2 separate regions of the Homo sapiens genome follow, and region 2 is linked to region 1. A link is an interaction called in ENCODE POLR2A ChIA-PET data of the cell type or tissue named here. Cell type or tissue: MCF 10A. All regions are shown on one strand. Links, peaks and the distances in the headings refer to the core of each region. The heading gives the core; the rest is flanking DNA. Region 1 holds the start of JPH2 (junctophilin 2). Region 2 overlaps JPH2 (junctophilin 2).

Region 1 (11,823 bases), core at 2,543-7,542:
CTGGATGTGGGGTCATCTCATCTGGGAGAAGTCTGGGGCTCTGACAAACCAAGGCAGCAGGGCTTCTGGTCACCTGGCCTGAAGAGCTCCTGGGCACACCTGGGATAAAACCCAGGACCTGCAAAGCCTGTGTGATCCAGCCCAGGCCACGATGTCTGCACCCCTCGCTCACTCTGGCATTCTTGCTGTTCTTCAAACCCGCCAAGCCCAGCACTGCCTCGGGGCCTTTGCAACAGGATTCCCTCTGCCTGAGGGACCTACTTCCTCTACAGGCTCCTCCATCCTCCTTCTGAGACGACTCCATCTAAGAACACCTTCCTCTTCCGCCTCTGTTAGTTTTTTCCATAACACTTGTAACTTTTGGAGATTACATGTATGTTTGTTTTCTAGTTTATGTTTTTCCACTGGACAGGGAGCTCCTTGAGGACCTTGTCTTGCTCGCTGCCCCCACCCTAAAACTTGCTGTAAAGCAGTTCCTGGAACAGAGCAGGTGCTCAGTAGTACTGGTTGCATGAATGAATGAATGAATGAATAGGTTTTCCTCTTTTAGACACATTGGGAGATGGGCCTATGGTTTCCTATGCTCATTTTGACCCAGAGATTTGTGTCCTGTGACTCACATCCAGACCCAAAACACACACATACACACGCACACATAAATACACACACACACAGACACGTGCACACACAGACACACATGCACACACACATACACACACCTTGGTTTGAAGAGAAGAGGGATGGGAACAGACATTCTACGCATGCCTACAGTGCACCACTGTGCATAGGTAACTGATGCTGTATAAGCACTCAAGGATTATCTCCATTTTTAGCCAGAGAAACTGAGGCTTGCTTTCTGCTGTGTCTCCAGTGCCTAGCACTGTGCCTGGCATAAACATCTGCTGAACTGAATTGCACTAGATTCAAGAGGCTCAGAAAACAGTTCAAGGTCACCCAACTAGCAAGTTGTGGAGCCAGAATCTGTGCTCAGGGCTGTTCAGTCCCCAGCCAGTGCCGGGTAGCAGCCATAGGCACCTGCACAAACTCCAGCGACCTCGTTAACTTCCAAACACGGTCTCGAGGGCAGGCCCTCACCCAGACACCCACCAACTGGCAGCTCAGATGCAAATCTATCCTGCATCTGAGGCTGCTCTCAACATGCCCAGGGGCCTCGGCTTCAGCAAACCTTGCTCCCTGGGCTAGCTGATGCCTTTTCCTGCCCCAGCTACCCTGATCCCAGCCCCAGTCCCACACTTCCTGGCCACTGTCAAAAAGAGGAGACACTAGTGACGAATATAATGTCCTATGAATGCCTTCTGATGCCAAATGTCATTTGTAAAAATTAGCCAGTTTTGAGTTATCTGTGTCAGTTCCTCTTTCCAATGCAGCTCATTAGGAAGACTCCATGGAATTATCCTGCGTCAGAAAGAGTTTGAGTGATGATTCAAAACTGCAGCCAGCAAACTTTCGCTGGAAAGAGTCAGGTAGGGCGGGGTGTGATGGTTCACACCTGTAATCCCAGCACTTTGGGAGTCCAAGGCAGGTGGATCACTTGAGGTCAGGAGTTCAAGACCAGCCTGGCCAACGTGGCAAAATCCCATTTCTACCAAAAAATTAAAAAAAAAAAAATTAGCCAGGTGAGGTGGTGGGTGCCTGTCCCAGCTACTTGGGAGGCTGATGTAGGAGAATCACTTGAACCTGGAAGGCAGAGCTTGCAGTGAGCTGAGATTGTGCCACTGCACTCCAGCCTGGGCGACAGAGTAAGACCCTGTCTCAAAAAACAAACAAACAAAAGAAGTCAGATAGTAAATACTTTGGGTTTTGCAGGACAAGAAGCAAAATTGAGGATGTTACGTAGGGGCTTTCAAATAATTTCACATGTCAAAAAGTGTTCTTCTTCTTCTTCTTCTTCTTCTTTTTTTCCATCATTCTCAGCTTATAAGCTGTGCAGAACTGACAGCAGGCTAGTTCGGCCCACGACCTATGGTTTGCTAGGCCCTAATTTAAAGCAACTTTTTAAACTTTGATGTTATAAAAATTGCCTGATACACTTGTGAAAGCAGTGTTTGGACACACACTCAGAGATTCTGATGAGAAGGTCTGGGTGGGCCACTGAATTTGCATTTCTAACTGGTGGATCAATGGTGCTGATGCTGCCCGTCCACCGTCCACATTTTGAGCAGTACTGATATTCTAAAGTGTCCCTTTTCACAGATGAGGAAACTGGCTTAGCTAAGTGATATGTCCATGTACACCCTGTGGACTAGGTAATGACATCTGCTCTGCCACTCCACAGGGCTGTTTTGCCACAGAAAACTCCTCTCTGATTCTTTAACCCACTGCTACCCTCATGCTTCTGAGCCTTTGTCTTCACTCTTCTCTCTGCCCCATGCCCACCCTCACAAACGTAACTGTCCTGTCGAGACCAAGCTCAGGCGTCAGCTCCATTTAAAGTATTTCCTGACCTCCTCAAATCTAAATTCTCCTTTCTGCAACAGTATCTGTACATACTTGTGTATAATGTGTATAACTGTTTGTCTGCATGCCTATCTTTGTTTTTCGATTTTTCGTTTTGTAAAAATGGGGATCTTGCTAGATTGCCCAGGCTGGTGTTGAACTCCTGGCCTCAAGTGATCCTCCCACCACAGCTTCCCAAAGTGCTGAGATTACAGGCGTGAGCCACGGAGTCCAAGAATTGCTTGAGCCCAGGAGTTTGAGACCAGCCTGGGCCACATAGTAAGACCCCATCTCTACAAAAAAAGAAAAAACAATTAATTAGCTAGGCTTGGTGGCATGTGCCTTGTAGTTCCAGCTACTCAGGAGGCCAAGATGGGAGGATTGCTTGAGCCCAGGAGTTCAAGGTTGCAGTGAGCTGTGATTGTGCCACCGCACTTCAGCCTGAGCAACAAAGCAAGACCTATCTTTAAAAAATTTAAAAAAGGAAACACAAAAGGAATGTAGGCCCGGCACAGTGTCCCACACCTGTAATCCCAGCAATTTGGGAGGCCGAGACAGGCAGATTGCTTGAGCTCCGAAGTTTGAGACCAGTCTGGGCAATATGGAAAAGCCCTGTCTCTACAAAAAAAAAAATAATAATACAAAAATTAGCCAGGCATGGTGGTGCACACCTGTAGTCCCAATTACTAGGGAAGCTGAGGTTGGTGGACCACTTGATCCTGGGAGATCAAGGCTGCAAAGAGCCGAGATCATGCCACAACACTCCAGCCTGGGCAACAGAACGAGAACTTGTCTTGGAAAAAAAAAAAAAGAATCCATGGATGGATCATAGATGGATGGATGGATGGATGGATGGATGGATGGATGGAAAGATGGATGGGTGGATGGGCAGGTAGATGTATGAATGGCTGGATGGGTAGATGAATGGTTGGGTGGAAGCATGAATGCGTGGGTGGGTAGATGGATGGATGGGCAGGCAGGTGGGTGGATGGATGAATGGATGGATGGACGGGTGGGTGGATTGGTGTGTGGATAGATGATGAGTGGATAGTTGGATGGGTGGATGGATGGATGGGTGGGTGGATGAATACTCCTCATGATCTATTGCTTGAAAATAATTTTCATGGCAAAGTTAAGACTAGACCCTAATTCTGCTAGAGTATATTCCATGGCTGTTTATGTTGGGGCATACCGAACATGCTAATGGTAGTAGTTATATTTTATTGTGTGTTGAGTGTGCACTTACATGGCAGGCTTTGTACTAAGCACTGCCACTAATCCTCTCAATAACCCCTTTATTAGCTCCATCTTTACTACAAGAAAATGGAAGCTCAGAAAGGTAGAGCAGCTTGCCCAAAACCACACAGCAAATCACTTCCTAGCCCATCTGATTCTGTGCCAATTGCCGGTCGCCTTTCCCACCCTCCACCAGGGTTTCTCACCCTCCCTGGCTCCACCCCACCTCTGCGGGCCCCCAGCTGGCCTCACCTCCATCAGCATAGGTCTCGGTGCCATAGCCGTCTTGCAGGCCATTGTTCCAGGTGCCCTCATACTTGGCACCGCTGCTTGAGCTCTGCCGGATTCCGTAGCGTCCCTTGAAGCCATGTGTCCACTCGCCCTTGTAGAGCCAGCGCCCCTTGGTCTCTATGCCCAGCCCATGCCGTTTGCCCTGGCTCCAGTATCCCTCAAAGGTGTTTCCGCTGGGCCAGGTGTAGACACCTGCCACCTCAAAGCCAAAGTTCCAGGAGCCAGAGTATTCGCCCTGGCCCTTGGGGCCTGTGCACAGTCCATGCCCATGGGCCTTTCCCCCCTCCCAGCCCCCGCAGTACGCCCCTCCATCATCAAAGTCGAAGCGGCCCCCACTCATCTCATCATAGCCCCTGACAACCTCCCCGTCCTCCAGCGTGGGTGCAGAGGGCGTGGGTGATGCCTGCAACACTCCTCCAGTGCCCTCGGGGGCAGGCCCCCAGACTCACCACTGCACCCCAGGAGGGGGGAAGCAGGATGCCAGCAGAGGCTGAAAGAGCCCCGGCGCCAAGTCAGCACCGGGTCGGCTAGTCAGTGCCATGCCCGGGAGCCCCGACTCCACCAGCCAGAGCAAGGCTGCCTGCTGGAAAGAAAGCAGGAAGGAAAGGTTCAAAGTCCCCACAAAGCGTCCCAAGTCTGCCTTCCAAGAAGTCCAAGGGAAAACGGTGTGATCTCTTTAAGAAGCCCAGTGAAAGGGTGGGGTGGAGGGGTCCCCAGCCTTTTCAAAGAGGGGAAATTCCCCTCGGTGGCAGCCCCCGCCGGAGGCTGAATTCCCGCAGCCCGCTGGCCCCCTTCTCCACCCCAGTGGGTGTGCGGGGCTGTCGGTCTCCCCGCCGCTGCCCCGCCCCCTTCTCCAATCCTGCCCTCCTTCTGGGACGGAAAGGTCAGTGTTGCCCTAACAAGGCCATTGGATCTCAGAAGCTGCTCCCAAAATAACCCCCAGCCAGCCCAGCCTTCTTCAAAGCGGGAAGGAGGGGTATTTCAAATCGCGCCCGTGCCGCAGACCCGGGCAGTGGCTGGAGGCATGAGGAAGGAGGCTGAGAACTGAGTGCAGGCAGCCCAGGGAACCTGGTGTCTTTTCCTCCCGGGAATGAGAGCTCCCTTCCATTCTCAGAGTCCCCTGGGTCTGCGCGCAGGGAGGGCACCGGGGAATCGGGGAAGGGAGGGGAGAGGGAGACCAGCAGAACACCCAGTCCTGGAACACTGAAAATCCCCCAGAGCGAGGAGGTTGGCAGATCTCAGCCCCATCACCACTCACATGCCCTAAGGGGACCTGGGGTTACAGCACCACTGCCAGCCCCATCAAGGAATCCAGTGACCTAAAGAGAAAGGAATGGAGACAGTTTCACATGTGCTTCCGAAAGCAGAGGAGGGAAGTCAGAAAGAGAGGGGAGGCTGTGGAAACAGGGTCTGGAAGATACACAGAATCTCAGTCCAGTGCTCACTCACCACCCTGAGCTCCCTCCACCCCTGGAAGCCGGGGAGAACTTGGTGCAAGAAGCAACCATCTATTCCCTTTCTCTTTCTCCTGAAGGGCAAAGAGAAGGGAGAGGAGCCTGCCCTCCTCTCTGCCTGAGACACAGACTGGGCGTCCCGCTAGCTTCCTCTCCCCACCCCTTGATGCCTCGGCGCCCTCCCTGCCCCCTGCCGCAGACCCAGCAGACCCTGAAGGTCAAAGGAGTCCCCTTCCTGTCAACACAGGGTTGTGTTGTAATGAGGTCCTCTCAGAAATTCTCAAGGGTCATGATTTTTTAAAATTTCCCTTTCTGAGCTGTCTTTTGCTCTAGTGTCCTAGGAGCCTGTGAGGCCAGACTTCAGAAAGCTCTTGGGGCAGGGCCAGGAGAGAAGGGCCTGGGTGGATTCCCAGCCACTCAGGTTCCCACCAAACTCCAGTAAAAAGAACAAATAAATCTCCATGGCAAGAAGCTGTGGCCAGAGCTAATGATTGTAAATCCCAGCTAAGCCCAAGGTTAATGGGAGTATAGAGGAATTCTGGGAAAGGTAAGAGCCACCAAGACTAGGAAGATCTGTGTGTGTGTGTGTCTGTGCGTGTGTGTGAACGTGTGTCTGTGAGAGTGTGAGAGAGTGTGTGTGAGTGTATGTGAGTGTGTGTGGTAAGAGTGTGTGTGTTTGTGTGTGTGTGGTAAGTGTGTGTTTGTGTGAGTGTGTGTGGTAAGAGTGTGTGTGTTTGTATGTGTGTGTGGTAAGAGTGTGTGTGTTTCCATGTGTGAGTGTGTGTGTGTGAGTGTGTGTGTGAAGATGGGGACAGAAGAGAAAGAGAGAACTAAGCACAGAAGGTACTAGAGAACATTAGACAATTATCTGACTTTGAACTTATCTGACATATTTCCAAACCCCATGATAACTTAGGCCACGTGAAGTCACTGCGGAAGTCTTGTTCCTGTTTGGGGAGTGGGTAAAAAGTGTTCCCTGCTTTCCTTCCAGTGGGTTACCTGTTCTTAGGACTTGGTTCCATCCTTGGTCACAGCCGCTGACCTTCAAGAGCCCCTTCTATATCTGCGTTTCACCACCAGGTAGAGGCACCCAGCCTCTTGGGCTCACTGTCACCGTCTGTTTGCCAAGCTGACAGGGAGCACGTAGTGGATAAAAACTGTTTCCTCTGGGTGGTTAGGTGTGAGCCCTGGCCAGGCTGACTGACAGCCTGCTTGCACAATTCACTTCTAAGAACATCTCAGGGCTACTCCCAGGGAGTTCTGCTTTCGCCACTTCTCACTAGGTCTTTGGAGAATCACAAACTTCTTTCTAGCTCTGCTGTCAAGGGAAGAGCATCTCAAACTGGAAGCTAGGGGAGTTTGAGCTGCAGATTCAATACCGTAATCATATGTTTATGCCAGGCAGCCATTGCTACATCTTAGCAGGGTGTTCTACCTATGGGAATTTAACCACTGTTCATCCATAGCAGCTCCCTAGGGTAGCTGTCTACCCAGGGTTACTACACATAAGAATCACTTACAGACTTAAAAACATAAAGAGATCCGAGAGCCCCACCCGAGACCTACAGAATTAGATTGTCCTGGGAGAAGACTTGGGCAGTCGAATTCTTTTAAAAGCTCCTCAGATGAATCTGATTTTCATCTCTGGTTAAAAACACTGTAAGTGCTTGTTATAGTGGCTCACACCTGTAATCCCAGCACTTTGGGAGGCCAAGGCTGGAGGATTGCTTGAGCCCAGGTGTTTGAGACCAGCCTGGACAACACAGTGAGACCCCGCCTCTACAATTAAAAATTTTTTTTTTTAATTAGCCAGGTGTGGTGATACACATCTGTGGTCCCAGCTACATGGGAAGTTGAGGCAAGGAGGATCGCTGAGTCAAGGAGTTGGAGGCTGCAATGAGCCATATTTGTGCCACTGCACTCCAGCCTGGCAACCCTGTTTCAAAAAATAAATAAATAGATAGAAAACAACAACAACAACAAAACCAAGGTAAAATTTCAAATTAAGATACTGTTTAATAACATAAAAATTCATGAATCCATTTATTCATGAATCCAGTAGTTTTGGAGTTAGATATGTCTTCAAATCCCAGTCCTGCCCCTCACAAGCTGTGTGACCTTGGACCAATTGTTAATTTCTCTAAACTGCAAATTATTCATCTGTAAAAGTCCCTACCTCAGAGGATTATTGGTATCAAGAATAACAGTATCTACCTTATCTAACTGGGTGAGGATTACACAGTTAATACTGTAAAAAGGCTCAGAACACATTACACATATAATCAGTGTTAGCTCTTATGAGAGTTACTCTTACATACTAAATTACTTTTCAGGCTTAATAAAATAGTCCTCAAAGAGGGAAGAGAGAACCCCTCCTAAATATTAAATATCTTGACATCGAAGCACTCCTTATTCTCATGTTTTAAACTGCAAAACGAAGTTACTGGTAAAGGGATACTTTGACTTTGTAAAAGTTTAAGTAAGATTCTTTGCCAAATTTGGTACTGGCCTTACCTGCCCAGAGCTTTCTGACAAGCTACCATTTGTCCCGCCTTTTAAACCAGTGCATTTCAGGGAAAGGGAGACCTCTTGTGGCGTTATGTGCATTACAACGGACTTTCCTCAGAAAAACCAAGTTCTTCAAATCCAGTGGAATTTACTAAACTTGAAATATTAGCCGGGCATGGTGGTGCATGCCTGTGGTCCCAGCTACTCAGAAGGCTGAGGCAGGAGGATCGCTTAAGGCTGGGAGATCGAGGCTGCAGGGAGCCATGATCACACCACTGCACTCCAGCCTGAGTGATGGAGCAAGATCCTCTCTCAAAAAAATAAATAAATAAATAAATAAATAATAATTTAAAAATAAATAGGCCGGGCACGGTGGCTCACGCCTGTAATCCTAGCACTTTGAGAGGCCAAGGTAGGCGGACTATCTGAGGTCAGGGGTTCGAGACCAGCCTGGCCAACATGGCGAAACCCTGTCTCTACTAAAAATACAAAAATTAGACGGGTGTGGTGGCACCTGCCTGTAATCCCAGCTACTGGGGGCGCTGAGGCAGGAGAATCACTTGAACCCAGGAGGCAGAGGTTGCAGTGAGCCGAGATTGTGCCACTGCACTCCAGCCTGGGCGAGAGTGAGACTCCATCTCAAAAATAAATAAATAAAAATAAAAAATAAAATAAACTTGAAATAATTATAAACTGGTTTTAACGGTAGCTAGCCTATTCCCTCTCTTCATCTCAGATCTCTTCCCACTCCCTAGTTCTGTTCCCTGGTCACTTTCTCCCTCTATTTCCTGCTCAACTTCTCAAGCTTGACTGCTTCTCTGGGAACCTCAAAGGGAGAGAACTGGAAATCCGGAACAAGGAGAAGGACTGCACCCAGAAATCCACTGGAGTTCTTCTTAGCCATGGAAGGCTCAGCAGAGCGAGCCTCACCGTCCAGGAAGCCTTTCCAGGCAGGTGTCCTGGCTGAGCTAGTGCCCTTCCCACATGCTGTCTCCTCCCCCAAACTATGAGTTGTTTAAAGCAAGGATTTTCTTCTTTCCAAAAAACAGTGGATAGTGCTGCAGTGAACATAGGTGTGCATGTATCTTTATAATAGAATGATTTATATTCCCAAAGGAATATAAATATATATTCCTTGGGCACTGCCAAGTGCCCAAGCCACCAAACCCATTCCCAAAGGAATATAAATCAGTAATGCGACTGCTGGGTCAAATGGTATTTCTGGTTCTAGGTCTTTGAGGAATCGCCATAATATCTTCCACAAGGGTTGAAGTAACTTACATTCCCACCAAAAGTATAAAAGCATCCCTATTTCTCCACAGCCTTACCAGCATCTTTTGTTTCTTGACTTTTTAATAATTGCCATTTTGACCGGTATGAGGTGGTTTCTCATTCTGGTTTTGATTTGCATTTCTCTAATGATCAGTGAATCAACCCAAATGTCCATCAATGATAGACTGGGTAAAGAAAATGTGGTACATATATACCATGGAATACTACGCAGCCATAAAAAGGAATGAGATCATGTCCTTTGCAGGGGCACGGATGGAGCTGGAAGCCATTATTCTCAGCAAACTAACACAGGAACAGAAAACCAAACACGTTCTCACTTATAAGTGGGAGCGGAACAATGGAAACACATGGACACAGACAGGGGAACAATGGGGCCTGTGGGTAGGGTGGGGGAACAGGAAGAGAGAGAGCACCAGGATAAATCGCTAATGCATATGGGGCTTAACAGGCTTAATACCTAGGTGATGGGCTGACAGGTGCAGCAAACCACCACGGCACGTGCTTACCTATGTAACAAACCTGCATGCCCTGAACATGTACCTCAGAACTTAAATTATTAAAAAACCTGAGCACCTGCTGTACAGTAGATATTGCAGCTCACCTGTGTCTACCCAGTGCCTGCACATAGTGGCTGCTCCTGGTCTTCCCAGCATCTAGCAGCTGATGACCCCCTTCTGAAATCCTTTTTCAACTGGCTTCTAGAATCTCTCTCGGTTCTGCTCCTGCCTTACTGGTTCCTCCTCATCCCCCTGAGTTCTGTACCTTGGGAATGTCCCAAACCTTCGTTCTCTGGCTTCTTTATCTACATTCATTTCTGAGGAGGTCTCTAGTCACATGGCTTTGCATAACCTCCCTCTACCGATGACTTCGAAGTCTGCATCCCCAGGTTGCACCACTCTCCTGATCTTCAGTCAGACATCCAGCCACCTACTCAACATTTCTAAATATCTCACGAGCATCTCAGATTTGACAAGAACAAATGAAACTCTCAATTTCCACTTGCAAATTTGTCCCTCCAGCCGACTCCAAACTTATTAAAACCTTTGGAGTCAACCTTAATTCCTGTCTTTCTCTCACACCTTAAATCCAGTCCATCGGCAAATCCCTGAAGGGATTTAGATTAAAATAATTCCAGAACAGGCTGGGCACGGTGGCTCACACCTGTAATCCCAACACTCTGGGAGGCAGAGGCAGGTGGATCATGAGGTCGGGAGTTCGAGACCAGCCTGGCCAACATGGCGAAACCCCATCTCTACTAAAAATACAAAAATTAGCCAGGCATGGTGGCATGCACCTGTAGTCCCAGTTACTCAGGAGGCTGAGGCAGGAGAATTGCTTGAACAGGGAGGTGGAGACTGCAATGAGCTGAGATCGCGCCACTGCACTCCAGCCTGAGCAACAGAGCGAGACTCTGTCTAAAAAAAAAAACAAAAACAAAAACAAAAACAAAAAAAACCTTCCAGAACACATATTATCTCCTGCACTGCCAAGTGCCCAAGCCACCAAACCCATTGCCTGACTCACTGAAGTAGCTTCCTAACTGTCCTCCTTGCCTTCCCTTAGTCTGCACATAGTAGCCAGTGCTCTTTCAAAAGGTTAAGTCTCGGCTGGGCATGGTGGCTCATGCCTGTAATCCCAGCACTTTTGGAGGGCAAGGTGGGCAGACTGCCTGAGGTCAGGAGTTTGAGACCAGACTGGCCAAAGTGGCAAAACTCTGTCCCTACTAAACATACAAAAAAATTAGCCAGACATGGTGGTGCACACCTGTGATCCCAGCTACCTGGGAGGCTGAGACACAAAAATTGCTTGAACCCGGGAGGTGGAGGTTGCACTGAGCTGAGATCGTGCCACTGCACTCCAGCCTGGGTGACAGAGCAAGACTCTGTCTCAAAAAAAAAAAAAAGTTAAGTCTGGTCATGTCTCTCTCCTCTGCTTCCCCAAATGACTCCCTATCTCTCACAGTAAGAGCCAAAGAGCCAACACCTTTAAAATAGCCTACCAGGCCCTCCATGATCTGGCCCTACTCATCTCTCTCTGACCCCACCTGCTCAAGTTGCATTGACATCCCTGTGGTTCCTTCTGCCAAGAATGCCCCTCCCTCAGATGCCCCCATGGCTCACTCTCTTACTTCCTTCAGGTCTCTGCTCAAATGTCACCTTATCACAGCATCTTCTCTGCCCACCCCAAATAGCAACCCTATCCCTGGCCCACCCCTTCCTATCTCCTAATTCTTTTTCTCTCCATACAACTTACATGTTCATCACCTCTCTCTACTGAGGACAAGGATATTGTTCTGCTTACTGTTCCATTCCCAGAATCTAGTACAGTGTCCCTGGTGTGTTGTAAGCACTTGATATTTATTGAATGAATGAATGAATGAATGAATGAATGAACGTTCAATGAAAACTTGTTAAATAAAGGCATGTGGAAATCAGGATGTTACTTTTTTGGAACATCAGAGTGAGACTTAATCCCTCAATCCACAAACCAAATCCATTTTCCTAGATGTATCAGAGAAAGGAGATTAGTTTGGTACATCACATTCACAAAAGAACGTCAAATATCCCAATGAGGGACCCTAATG
Region 2 (11,823 bases), core at 2,790-7,789, 71 kb before region 1:
TGTGTGCGTGACCTTGGGCAAGTCCCTCTGCTCTAAGCCTCTGTGGAATGTGGCGATCCCCTCAGGCTCCCCCACTGATTGAGATATTCTGACTAAACAACTGGTATCTGAATCACCTCCATCCCTTTGGGGTCCCTGGGATCCTCTACCAAAACGCAAGAGGGCTTGTAGCAGAGCTAACAGCACCATAGCGTGATAACAACACTCGTCTCCATTTCTCCACTGCTTTCTACAGCCTCAACATCTAATGTAATCCTCACTACCAGGAGGTAGGCTCTGTAATTATCCCCATTTTATAGATGAGAAAACTGAGGCTCAGAGAAGCGAAGAAAGTGGCTGGGCTAGCATTGGAGGCTGGGGGGACTCCACCTCAAAGGGCAGGCTCTTGATTCTATTGTCATCTACTCATAGAAGTTTCTGGAAGTTTGCTTTAGAAACTCCACTGTAGAAGCTCTATGGTCTTTCAGCCCCCACTCAAACTGAAGCCCTTCAGCTGCCCCTCAAGGATCGTGAGAACAAGGACACAGATGGGAAGGACCCACGTCCCCCAGCCTCTTCCCACCCACCCTCCTTGAGCCAGCCCCTCATCCTGGACCCACAAGCACATTGCAGCCCAGCCAGAGCCCGTGAGCAGATGCGGGTTTATTATTGCACAGACTGCAGCATCCTGAACCCCAAACCCAACCCCAAACACCAGCCCCCAAACTTGGCCTGGGAGCTTTGGCAGGCACAGGCTTGTCCCCAGCACCAGCCAAAAAAAAACAACAGAAAAAAAACAGGACAAGAATCTCCGAGACGGAGCCCGTCAGCACAGAGCAGTGGCCCCGCCCCATTCCCCTCATGCTCCAGGAGTCTTGAGAAGCTCAGATGCAGATGCAGAGCTGTGGGCCATGGCCAGCTGAGGATGGAAGAATCTGCAGGTTCTTCTCCATGAAAATACAGTCCTGGATTCCAGCCAAGCCACAAGGTCCCAGCAGGGCTTGAAACGGCAAGTGTGAAGCTAAGGGAGAAGGTTCCCAAGCATTGAAGGGAAATGGGAAAGCTGACCCTATCAGAAGCAAACTCCTAGGTCCCAGAGCTGCCTGGGGAGGCCCTGCCACAAAGCCAAAGCCTCCAAGGTCCACAGAAATGAAGGGAGGACAGCAGCAGTTCCCTCTGGCTCAGCTTGGATGCCACGTCCTTCCCCAGGCTTGGAGGGGCCTGGAAGCCCTTTCTCTCCATTCTCCTGGAGGCAGGAAACCATAGCCTTTGGCCCTCACCCCACCCACAGGAAGCACAAGGGCCCAGAGACCTAGTGTGGTACAAAACATCTTTAAGTGAGGTACATCCAAGTAGCCATCTTCTACCAAGTAAGCCAAAGGGGCTTATAACTGCACCCAGGCTGTACCCAGTTGGAGCCCCAGACTTGCCCCTCTCTTGCCGGGAAATGCTTCTTGACAAGCAGCTTGTCTTCAACACCTGCCTTAGTGTCTGCCCCAGGGACATCTCCCTGGGCTTCCATGGGCTTCTGTGCTCCCCTGAGCTTTCGGTGGGCCCTGATGGGGGAGGAGACAAGCCATTTCACAGGGCATCACAGGAGATTTCTCGCCGGCCCCAGGCCTCCTGCAGGTGACCCTCTAGCATCCCAAGCACACGGGAAACCCCAAATGCAATCCCAGTCTCAGACACACTCCAAAACAGGCCATCATCACTGCACCTTAACCCCTCTTCCCACCCTGCCCCCTGGCCACCTGGTCAGTGGCTTCCCAGCCAGAGGATCCATGGGGTCTCCCCTCGTCTATTGGTCCAGAAGGGAAGCTAACTGGACTGGTGGGAGGAGACAGAGCACTGTGTTCTGGGATATTCAAACTGACCTTGTCCATTTCCTCTACTGTCATCCAGAACATCTACAGGCAAGGGAGGGAGTGCAGGGTGCAGACTGCACAAGGACAGGTCTCTGTGCTGGTCTGAGGGGGTCTCAACACCCACCCCACCCAGCTTCCCTGGGAGGCCTCAGCCCACAGCCAAAGGATTAAATCAAAGTGGGGCAGGGTGGGAGGAAGGGGGATGGGATTGAATATCAATGTCCTGGTTAGGTGACATCTCCCAAAACACACAAAAGCCCAGGGAGGGGACAACCTAGGGAAAGGCAAGGGAGTGGAGGAGAGCGGGGGACAGGAGCAGATCAGGAAGCTCAAGAGACCAGGGCGCTTCTCTCTGGGCTCTCCTTGCCCCTGGGTAGAGAGCTCCTGAAGGAGCCCAGGACATTCCATTCCTCTTGGCACCACCACCGCCACCCAGCACAGGCACCGTGGGAGGCCTCCTGAAACTCTTGTGGGGTGAATGTGAACTGGACCACGGGGCTCCAGGTCCAGAGTCCAGTCCTCTTTGGCCACCCTGCCTGGCACTGCAAAAAGACGGGTCCTCATGTCCTCAGCAGGAACTTCTGGCTCTGCAAAGAGACAGCAAAAGGGTCAGGCAAGGGAGGGAGGGCAGAGGCTGGGCCGCCAAGCCAGGTGCAGGGCTCAAGCCTTGGGGCTCATCTTCTCTGGGGCAAGATCCCACCTCTGCATCCCCCCAGACAGCCCTGTCCCTTGATTCTGATACTCGGCAGGTCACAAACGGGTCCCCGAGGCCTCTCCTGGCCCTGGCTGCCTGCCTGTTTATTTACACATGCTGTTCCCTTTGCTGCTGCACTCATCTCTTCCCTCTTCCTCCCCCACTGTCATCTGGTTCACTCCTTTTCACCCTTCAGGTCATTAAAGGAATCAGTGCCTGCAGGAAGCATTCCCAGAGCCCCTGTTGAAACATGGAACCTGCAGAGCTCAAGTGTTCACCCCTACGGCAGCACTTACCAGGCTGGTATTGTCATTGACTGTTTACATGGTGACAGCATAGACTTTCCTGGGGCTGATTAAGAACCTCCAGCCCAAACTAAGCTAGGATCAAAAAAGGGGGCCTGAGGAAAAGGCAGAAACCCTGTTATTATTGCCAAGCATGGGATTGAGGCTGTGAAGGCTAGTTCCAGCAGGGGGAAGATTTTGTCTTGTAGATGCTTCACCTTGAGAGCAGTGAGGGCCACTCTCCTTCAGCCCAGCCCAGCCCACTCCACTTCACGGGAACTTACCCCAGCCCCCAGCTCCATCATGGGGAAAAAACTGAGAGGGAACCAATGGGCAGAGGAACAGGAGCAGGCTGGGTGTGCCAAGGGATTAAAGACTGAAGTGGGGAAGAGAGAAAGGGAGCACGGAGATGAGTGTCCCACCGTCCCAGGTGAGCTCAGTCTAGACCTGTTGTGCTCAGTGTTTGAACGGTAAGACTTTTCTGTAATGAGCTCTAAGTTCAGGGTTACTTTCATTATGTTCACCCCATTCTTGGAGCAGGAGTGAGTCCCTGCTGTATCCCCATCTCCCAGCAGAGCAGTACATGTTGGCCAAATGAATGAGTGAATGAAGCCCTCAGTGCTCACCTGACAGAGAGCAGGTGCTCTGCAAACACTAAGCTAATGAAGTAAGTGTGTGTGTGTGTGTGTGTGTGTGTGTGTGTGTGTGTGTGTGTGCGCTGGTATCAAATCACACTCTAGGTCTTGGCTTCTGCAGGTGGGTGGGCCTCAATTAGTCACAGGACTGTCATCCAAGTACCGAGTAGGTCCCTCCTCCCACCACCCTGGTGCTCAAAACTCCCCAGGGGCTCCTGCCCCCCAACCCCTCCTCCAGCCAGCTGGCTGCACCTGGTAAGCGACGGTCAGGTCAGGAGGTGAACAAAGAGGATGGCCAGGCCGATGTTCAGCAGGATCACCATGCAGATGAGGATGGTGTTGGGGACCTGGGAGCAGTGGAGAGAGGCTTCCTGAGTCCCCATGGCCTCGGAGACACCCCCCACCCAGGTCACAGCAAGGCTGGACAGAGCAGGAACTTCTGGATGGACCTTCCTAAGAGCATTGCCGGCTTTGTTCACTGCTGTATCCTGTCACCTGGATGGCAGACCATCACAGCTGGAAGGACTCTTAGAAATAACCAAATCCCTCAGGACCCAGGGAGGGACAAGATCATGCCCCAAGTCATATAGTGTGTGAATCAGGCCTGGAACCCAGGCATCCTGCTAATTCCCCTTGGGACGCATTCTTCAGTCCCCCAAAGCCCAGCTTCAGTCTTTGTTGCCGCCGTTCCTAGCTCCCTGCCTCCCATAAGTCAGGAGGTCTATAACCCAAATCCTGTTGGGCCCTTCTTCCACCTCCATGAAGCCCTCACTGCTACACCTTGTAGCAGATGCTGCTGGTGCCCAGCCCAACCCCCCTGACTGGGCAAATGGACCCACCCTCCAGCTGCTCAGGCTCCCAGCTGCCCCTGCTCATGAGAACTGTCTCTGCCAATGGGATACCAGGTGCAAAGGTAGGAGGACTCCATGCGGCCATTTACGCTCCAACGTCCTCTGTGGACCAAGCCAAGGCTATGCTCCCCTAATCCCCAGCCCTGCAGCATTTCCTCCTGCTCTATCCTGCTTCGGTCTCTCGCACCCCAGCAACCCCCAAATCCCCTGCCCCTGAATCCTCCCTCAAGCCCTGCTACCTCTAGGGAACCCGACCTTAGGCACACCTTGCCCGACAGCCTCACCTCTTCCACCTCCACCTCCGCCTCTGCCGCCAGTGCGGCCTCCTTCCGCGCCTTCTTCTTGGCCCCCGCCTTGGTCAGCCCTCGAGCCTCAGTCTTGCGGGCCTTGGCCCTGGGCTCGGCTTTGGGGATGATGGGCTTGGGCTCCAGCTTGGCGGGGGTCTCGCGTGCAGGCTCGGGGCCTCGGAGCGTGGGGGCCTGCAGCGGGGCGGTGGCCGGGGACGAGGGCGCGGACTCGGACCCGGAGACCTCGGGCTCGGGCTGGTCCTCAAAGGGTGGGGGCTCGGGCGGCGTGGTGCGCACAGCATAGCTGTGGTAGCCCTGGTAAAGCGCCACCTCCGGCTCCCGCGACGGCGCAGGCGGTGCCTGCAGAGCCTCGATGGCCATGCGCTCGGTGGCTGGACGCGCGGGGCTGCGGCGGCCCGCGCCCTCGGACGGAGTGACTGACCGGCTGCCCTCACCGCTGGGCTCGCCGTTCCAGGCGCCTGGGCTCAGCAGGCCGTCCTTGGACACCCCGGGCCTGGGCCGCTTGGGCTGCGGGGGCGTCCCGGCCGGTGACGGGGAGCCACCCTCGGGCCGAGGGGTCTCACGCTCGTGCAGCTGCGGGCTCTCGCGGGGCGGCTGTGGGAGGCCCGCTGCGCCGGCGCCCCGGTCGGGGGGCTCCAGCAGGCTCTCCGAGTTCTCCAGGATCTCCTGCAGCAGCCGGCGCTTCTGATATTCCGGACCTGCCAGGGCAACACAGGGAGGCTGGGCTCGAACCCCGCACCACTGTTGGGTGATCCTGGGCCAGCCACTTCACCTCTCGAGCCTCATTCATGGGCTCAGTCGGCACTCACATAGCACTGACCAAGTGCCAGGCACTGTTCCAAGCACTTTCCAAATATTAACTCATCTAATCCCTGTAGTATCCCTATGAAGTTGATGCTACTGTGAACCTCAAAGGGAGGCTCTGAGAGGTTAAATCACTTGCCCAAAGACACACAGCTGTCGAAGGGCAGAGCCAGGACTAGCACCCAGCAGTCTGGCTCCAGAGGCGATGCCCTTTACTTTGGCACGCGTCTCTTTCCATTCCCTTATCTGAAACATGGGCCTGATCATACCTATTTTATAAATACGAATGGAAGGATTGAGAAAATGCATGTCAAAGGCGGAGCTCAGGGCCCCGCACCGGCATAGACCAGCAGGGGGAGCGCTGTGACCAGAAGTGAGGGATCCTCCCAGGCATAGGTTTTCGCTCCTAGGTTTTTCATCAGGCCTCCTTTGGCCTCCTTTCTGCAGCCAGGATCACGTTTAGAAAACACACATCTGATCATGTCATTAACTTAAAAACCCTTCATGGCTGGGCGCGGTGGCTCACGCCTGTAATCCCAGCACTTTGGGAGGCCGAGGCGCGCGGATCACAAGGTCAGGAGATCGAGACGATCCTGGCCAACATAGTGAAATGCTGTCTCTACTAAAAATACAAAAATTAGCTGGGCATGGTGGCGCGTGCCTGTAATCCCAGCTACTCAGGAGGCCGAGGCAGGAGAATTGCTTGAACCAGGGAGTCGGAAGTTGCAGTGAGCTGAGATCGCGCCACTGCACTCCAGCCTGGTGACAGAGCGAGACTCCGTCTCAAAAAAAACAAAAAAACAAAACCTTCATCGCAGAGAATCCCCATCTCTGTCCCTCAGGGGTTCCCACCACTCTATCCATGTGCCAGATCTCTACCAAGGCCGGGAGGTCCTCCTTACTCTGCAGCCTCGATTCTCAGGACCCACAGCCTACTTTGTGATGTGGCTTCCTGGCATGCTGCTCTGTCCGAGTTTCTGTGCCTTTGCACCTCCTCCACTCATCCCACCCAGCGCTATCTGGTACAGCAGCTCTCAAAGTGTGGTCTCAGACTAGCAGTATCCACATCGCCTGATCCTTAGAAATGCACATTCATTCATGGGCTCCACCTGAGACCTACTGAATCAGAAACTCTGGGGGTGGACCCAGCAATCTGTGTCAAATTTGAGACCCACTGACTTGATAGACTCTTGTTCAGCCTGCAAGATTCAGCTCAAATGGCCTCTCCTGAGGGCAGCCTTCTCTAACACTTCCTCTTGCCTAACTGCTTCCTGTGAGCTCCCTCCTCTCCCATTCTAACCGCACAGTGCTCATCCTGCTGTGTGAAATGGAACCATAATCATGAAACAACAGCCACAGTCACTGAGAGCTTACTGAGGACTGGGAATGTACCTTACATGCATTTAATCCATGCACAAAAAAGCAGGCACCATTCTTACTACCATTTTACAGATCAGGAAACTGAGGTTTACAGAGGTTAAACACCTCACTCAAAGTCTCACAGCTGGGAAGCAGCGGAATCAGGGTTTGAATGAATGCAGAGTCTGTTTATGGTACCCCTAGCTCTGTTGTTTTTGTGACTCTCTGCTCCCCTAGATTTTGGAACCCACTTATGTAACCCCAGAGCCTGGTACAGTGCCTGACACATGGACAGTGCTCAATGCTTGACTGAAACTGTTGGGCAAGTGCAAGAAGCCATTTTTCCCTCTCATCCACCAGTGACTTCTCTCCTCTAAGCTTCACCAGCTCCAACTGTCTTCCCTGCTCAGAGCAGAGAGAAAAGACCACTTGGAGTGACTCTGCTGCCCTCCCCTCGAGCTCAGCATGAAGGCAGAGATGTGTCTCCCCACCTACCCCTGCATCATCCCATCCCACATTTGCACCATGCCCCAGTTTCTGAGACTCACGGGCATCCAGGAAACCACTTGGGCATCTCAGATTCCAGTAAGCAAAGAAAAGCGCCCACCCTAGGGATAGCCCTACCCTGCCCATCCTTCCCTGGCTGGCCCTACCTGGCTGGTAGAAGTCCGGAGCCAGCTCCCTGGCCAAAGTGCGAGCAATGTTGGACTCCTGGTTGGCAGCCAGGGCGGCCTGTTCCGCTGCCTCAGCTTTGGCCTTGGCGTGGCTTGTCCTATGGAGACAATGTGGCAGAAGACTCAGGATCCTTCCAGAGAACCAGCCTTCTGCCCCTTCTCCCCAACCCACAAAGAGACATGCTAAACACAGCATTCTTTCACGCAGGCAGTCAATGAATATTTATTGAGCCTCATGGCCCAGACTGCTATGCATTCTCCAGATCATTTCTTCTTCTTTCTGAGCACTTAGATAGACTACCTTTCCCAACCTCCCTTGCAGTTAGGTGTGGTCAGGTGACTGAGTTCTGGCCAGTGCATTATGGGAAGACATCATGTATGCTATTTCCAGGCTTGGCCCATAAAAACTTCTGTGCCCTCTCTTTTTTCCCCAGCATTGCTGGTTGAATGCAGAGCAGGCTGAGTCCCCAGAATAGGGACTTAACTTCTGTGTCACAGATCCCTTTGGCAGTGTGGTGAAGCCTATGGATCCCTTCTCAGAATAATGTTTTTGAATGCATAATAATATACATAGGATTACAAAAGGATGCAGTTACTTGACATACTGTTTCCAAAATATTTAAAAGAACACATTTGTAAAATAATAATCTATATCTTTATAATCACATTAAACAAAATATCAGGTCTGTTAACTACTGTAATTTTAAAGTATAGATAAGCATAAAGGATATTTCAAGGATATCTAATTACAACATATAATATGACATGAAAATATATGAGATTTCTATTGGTGACAAAGTCACAGCTGCTACTACTACTATTATGGTTTATTGCCTATTTCCATAATTGAAGAGAAGGCTACATTTCAGTTGGAGTTAATAAAAATACAGATGTAGCTTTTCTCATTGTAGTGGGTACTTCTGGTGCCCTATGCAGATCCCTTCACTGGGCAAATGTGCCTACCCCCGGCTGATGTGAGTGTTGGCTGCTAATGGCTCCTTACTACCCCAGAGAATTGTAGCCCATAGAAGCCACCTTGTTCCAGAAGTTAAAATACTGCCCTGCCAGCCAGGCACGGTGGCTCACGCCTGTAATCCCAACACTTTGGGAGGCCAAGGCAGGCGGATCACGAGGTCAGGAGATGGAGACCATCCTGGCTAACATGGTGAAACCCCATCTCTACTAAAAAATACAAAAAATTAGCCGGGCATGGTGGCGGGCGCCTGTAGTCCCAGGTACTCGGGAGGCTAAGGCAGGAGAATGGCATGAACCCAGGAGGCGGAGCTTGCAGTGAGCCGAGATTGCGCCAGTGCATTCCAGCCTGGGCAACAGGGTGAGACTCCATCTCAAAAAAAAAAAAAAAAAAAAAATCCTGCCCTGCCTACCCCTAAACCTAGGCAGCCCATACCAATGACTGGTACTGGTCAGCCTCCTCTTGCCTCAAGAGGAAGGAACTCCAGCTGCAGCAGGTACAATCCATGCTCCAGAGCCCCCGGTGGACTGGCTGAAGCAGGTCTCCAGCTGAGACCACATCTCAGCTCATCTCCTTCCCTACGCCATCCTGCCTCTCATTCTTCTCTCTCCTGAAAGCCTCCCTCAGTAAATCACTTACACAAGAATCCCCACTTCAGGCTCTACTTCTAGGGAATCTAACCTACACCGTCCAAGTTCATGGACCCCTGAAATCTATCCACAGACCCTCCTGTGGACTCCAAGTTAAGAAATGTGAGCCCATAAATGATTGCATGGAGCAAAGCCCCTTCCCACAGCCCCACAGTTGCACGTGACAGGAGCAAATTTTAAATATTCATTGTCTTAAGTACCTGAGATTTGGGAGATGTCTGTTTCAGCTGTCAGCTTAGCTTAACTCACAGAAGTACCTACTAAAGTAATAACAGTCCAATTTCCTAATGGGCCAGGCATGGTTCTAAAGGAGTTATGAAGATTATCTCATATGCTCATTCTAATGCCTTAGGAAGCTGGTGCTGTTATTATTATCCCTATTTTACAGAAAAGAAAATTGAAGTGCAAACAGGTTAAGCAATTTGCCCAAGGTCACAGAGTCCTGAAGTGCAGGAACTGGGATTTTGAACCCAGGCAACGTAACTCTAGGGCAGTGGTGTCCAATCTTTTGGCTTCCATGGGCCAGAAGAAGAAGAATTGTCATGGACCACACAGAAAATACACTAACACTAACGATAGCTGATAAGCTTAAAAAAAACAAATCACAAAAAAAATCCCATAACATTTTAATAGAGTTTACGAATTCGTGTTGGGCCACATTCAAAGCTGTCCTGGGCTGCATGGGGCCCATGGGCAAGGGTTAGACAAGCTTGCTCTATACCAGTAGCTGAGCATGTGCCAGAGCCTGTGCCAGGAGCTGAGCATGGCCAGGAACTGAGGACAGAGACTCTGTGGACCAGAAAGGCTACTGTCAGATGAGGGAGCTGGCTAGTAAACAGACACAAAAACTATTTAATAAAATGCAATTAAATAAAAAGTACCTAATTATAATTGTGAAATATGCCGTGAAGGAGGAGTAGAGAATACAATGAAAATGCAGGACAGAAAGACTTAATGTTGATGGGTGGTGGAGGTGGGCTGGTCAGGAAAGGATTCCTTGAGGAAGTTGACATTTGAGTTGAGACTTGAAGAAACACATACGTTAGGCCCCTAAGAGGTGGGCGGGTCAATGAGCCAGGTAGACAGAAGGGCATGTGCAAAGACTCTGAGACTGAGGAAGAGCTTTGTGCCTTCGAGGAGCTGCAAAGCCAAGTCAGAGTGTCCACTCTCTACAGATGAGTTAATTCCCTGGGGAGCTGATGTGTGTGTGTCTTTATCTCAGTCTACAGCAGAGAACTGGGCGCACGGTAAGGGGGATAAATTCCCTTAAGCTTCTACTAGGCACCAGGGCTTTTATCCCTTACAAACCTCAAAACTGTGAGGTAGTGAGGTAGTGTTTACCGGTCCCTACTTCACAGGTGGGGAAACTGAGGTTCAGAAAGGTGTCTTGCTCAAGGAAACAAAATAGGAGTTAACATTTACAAAGCACTTAGTATATGCCAAGGGCTTTACAGAAATTAACTTAACCCCCCAATAACTCTACAGGGTAGATGTTATTCCTATCATCCCTCTCTACAGAGGAGACATCCAAGGCAAAGGAGTATTCTAAAGAACCCAAGCCAGCATGGTGGCTCGTGCTTGTAATCCCAGCACTTTGGGAGGCTGAGGCAGGAAGATCACTTGAGCTCAGGAGTTCAAGACCAGCCTAAGCAACATACCAAGACCTTGTCTCTACTAACAATTAAAAAAAAAAAATTAGCCAGGTGTGGTGGCGCACACCTGTAGTCCCAGCTACTCAGGAGGCTGAGGTCAGCGGGGGGATTGCTTGAGCCCAGGAGATCGAGGCTGCAGTGAGCTATTATCACACCATTGCACTCCAGCCTGGGCAACTGAGCAAGACTGCATCTCAGAAAGAAAAAAAGAATTCACCCAAGCTTACATAGCTAGTAAGTACCAGAGTAAGGATTCAAACCAAAGCATTCTGGGATCTAGAGTCTGTATCCTAACCACAGGCTCAATTTCCATTCAATAACAAGCAGCAGAGTAAGATTCTAAACCTGGAGCTGTCTGATGTCCAAGCCCCTGCCTCTCCACTATGCCATATTGCCATAGTAATGCTTACTGAATGAATACATGGCTGAAGGCACGCATGCAGGCGTGCACATATGTAGGGGCAAGGAGACAGCCTAGGGAAGAGTTAAGAGCACACAGTTTTAGAATTAACAGGCCTGGATTCCAATTTGGGCTCTGCCAAGGCCAGGGACAGAATGAGATGACCGAGGCACTCGCCTCAGGGGCAAAATTTATGGGGTTGCCAAAAAACTCAGTGATCAAGAGGAATCACATTTTAATGCAATATTTTAAAAGTCTAAATTAATGCAAAAATAAATCCTTGATGAACAACCTATGAAGAAAATTTTAAATAAAGCCTGGATTGGACCCTGCACTTGGATCCCTCACTTACTCACTCACCTCACCCCACTGGGAGTCTAGGACCTTGGGTGCATGCATGGCTTTACCTCTCTGTGCCTCAGTTTCTTCATCTGTAAAGTGGAGATAGTAATTCTCCCCTCCTGAAGTTGCCGTGAAAACTAAGTGAGAGGCAACGCGTGAAAGTGTTTGGTCTTGATGATGACGATGATGGGGTGTTGGTGGCGGTGGTGAAAGAGGAGGAGGAGAATGACATCTGTACATCAAAACTGAGTGTGCTACATGCATATCCCCAGGCTTATTTTTGCCTGCACGTGAGTATGTGTGAGACAAAGTTCTAAACTTTTTAGAGCCACTTCTCTGGGCACATGAAACCC

Evidence for each region. ChIA-PET counts read pairs that join two places held together with the same protein. Peaks named below come from ENCODE experiments on the same cell type or tissue, not always from the same donor. Only the 100,000 strongest peaks of a DNase experiment are listed, where the experiment ranks them.
Region 2: POLR2A ChIA-PET joins it to region 1 with 55 read pairs; 17 of 35 experiments call an interaction of 5 or more read pairs at or near these places.

What each region holds. Positions count from the first base shown.
Region 1 is chr20:44,182,382-44,194,204 of GRCh38, forward strand. JPH2 (junctophilin 2) reads right to left here and starts at 4,807. Exons shown (of 6, transcript NM_020433.5): 1 at 3,946-4,807. The coding sequence starts at 4,324. RefSeq lists an enhancer at 1-701. In MCF 10A, for the core only: no CTCF peak of the experiment used is centred there; DNase peaks (open chromatin) are centred at 5,250, 5,810 and 6,640.
Region 2 is chr20:44,111,073-44,122,895 of GRCh38, forward strand. JPH2 (junctophilin 2) reads right to left here. Exons shown (of 6, transcript NM_020433.5): 3 at 7,433-7,551; 4 at 4,593-5,314; 5 at 3,710-3,804; 6 at 1-2,431. The coding sequence ends at 3,724. Among named protein-coding and RNA genes, the nearest start is that of JPH2, 70 kb to the right of the region's middle. RefSeq lists enhancers at 216-729, 5,577-5,871. In MCF 10A, for the core only: a CTCF peak has its summit at 5,784 (motif pointing right); a DNase peak (open chromatin) is centred at 5,779.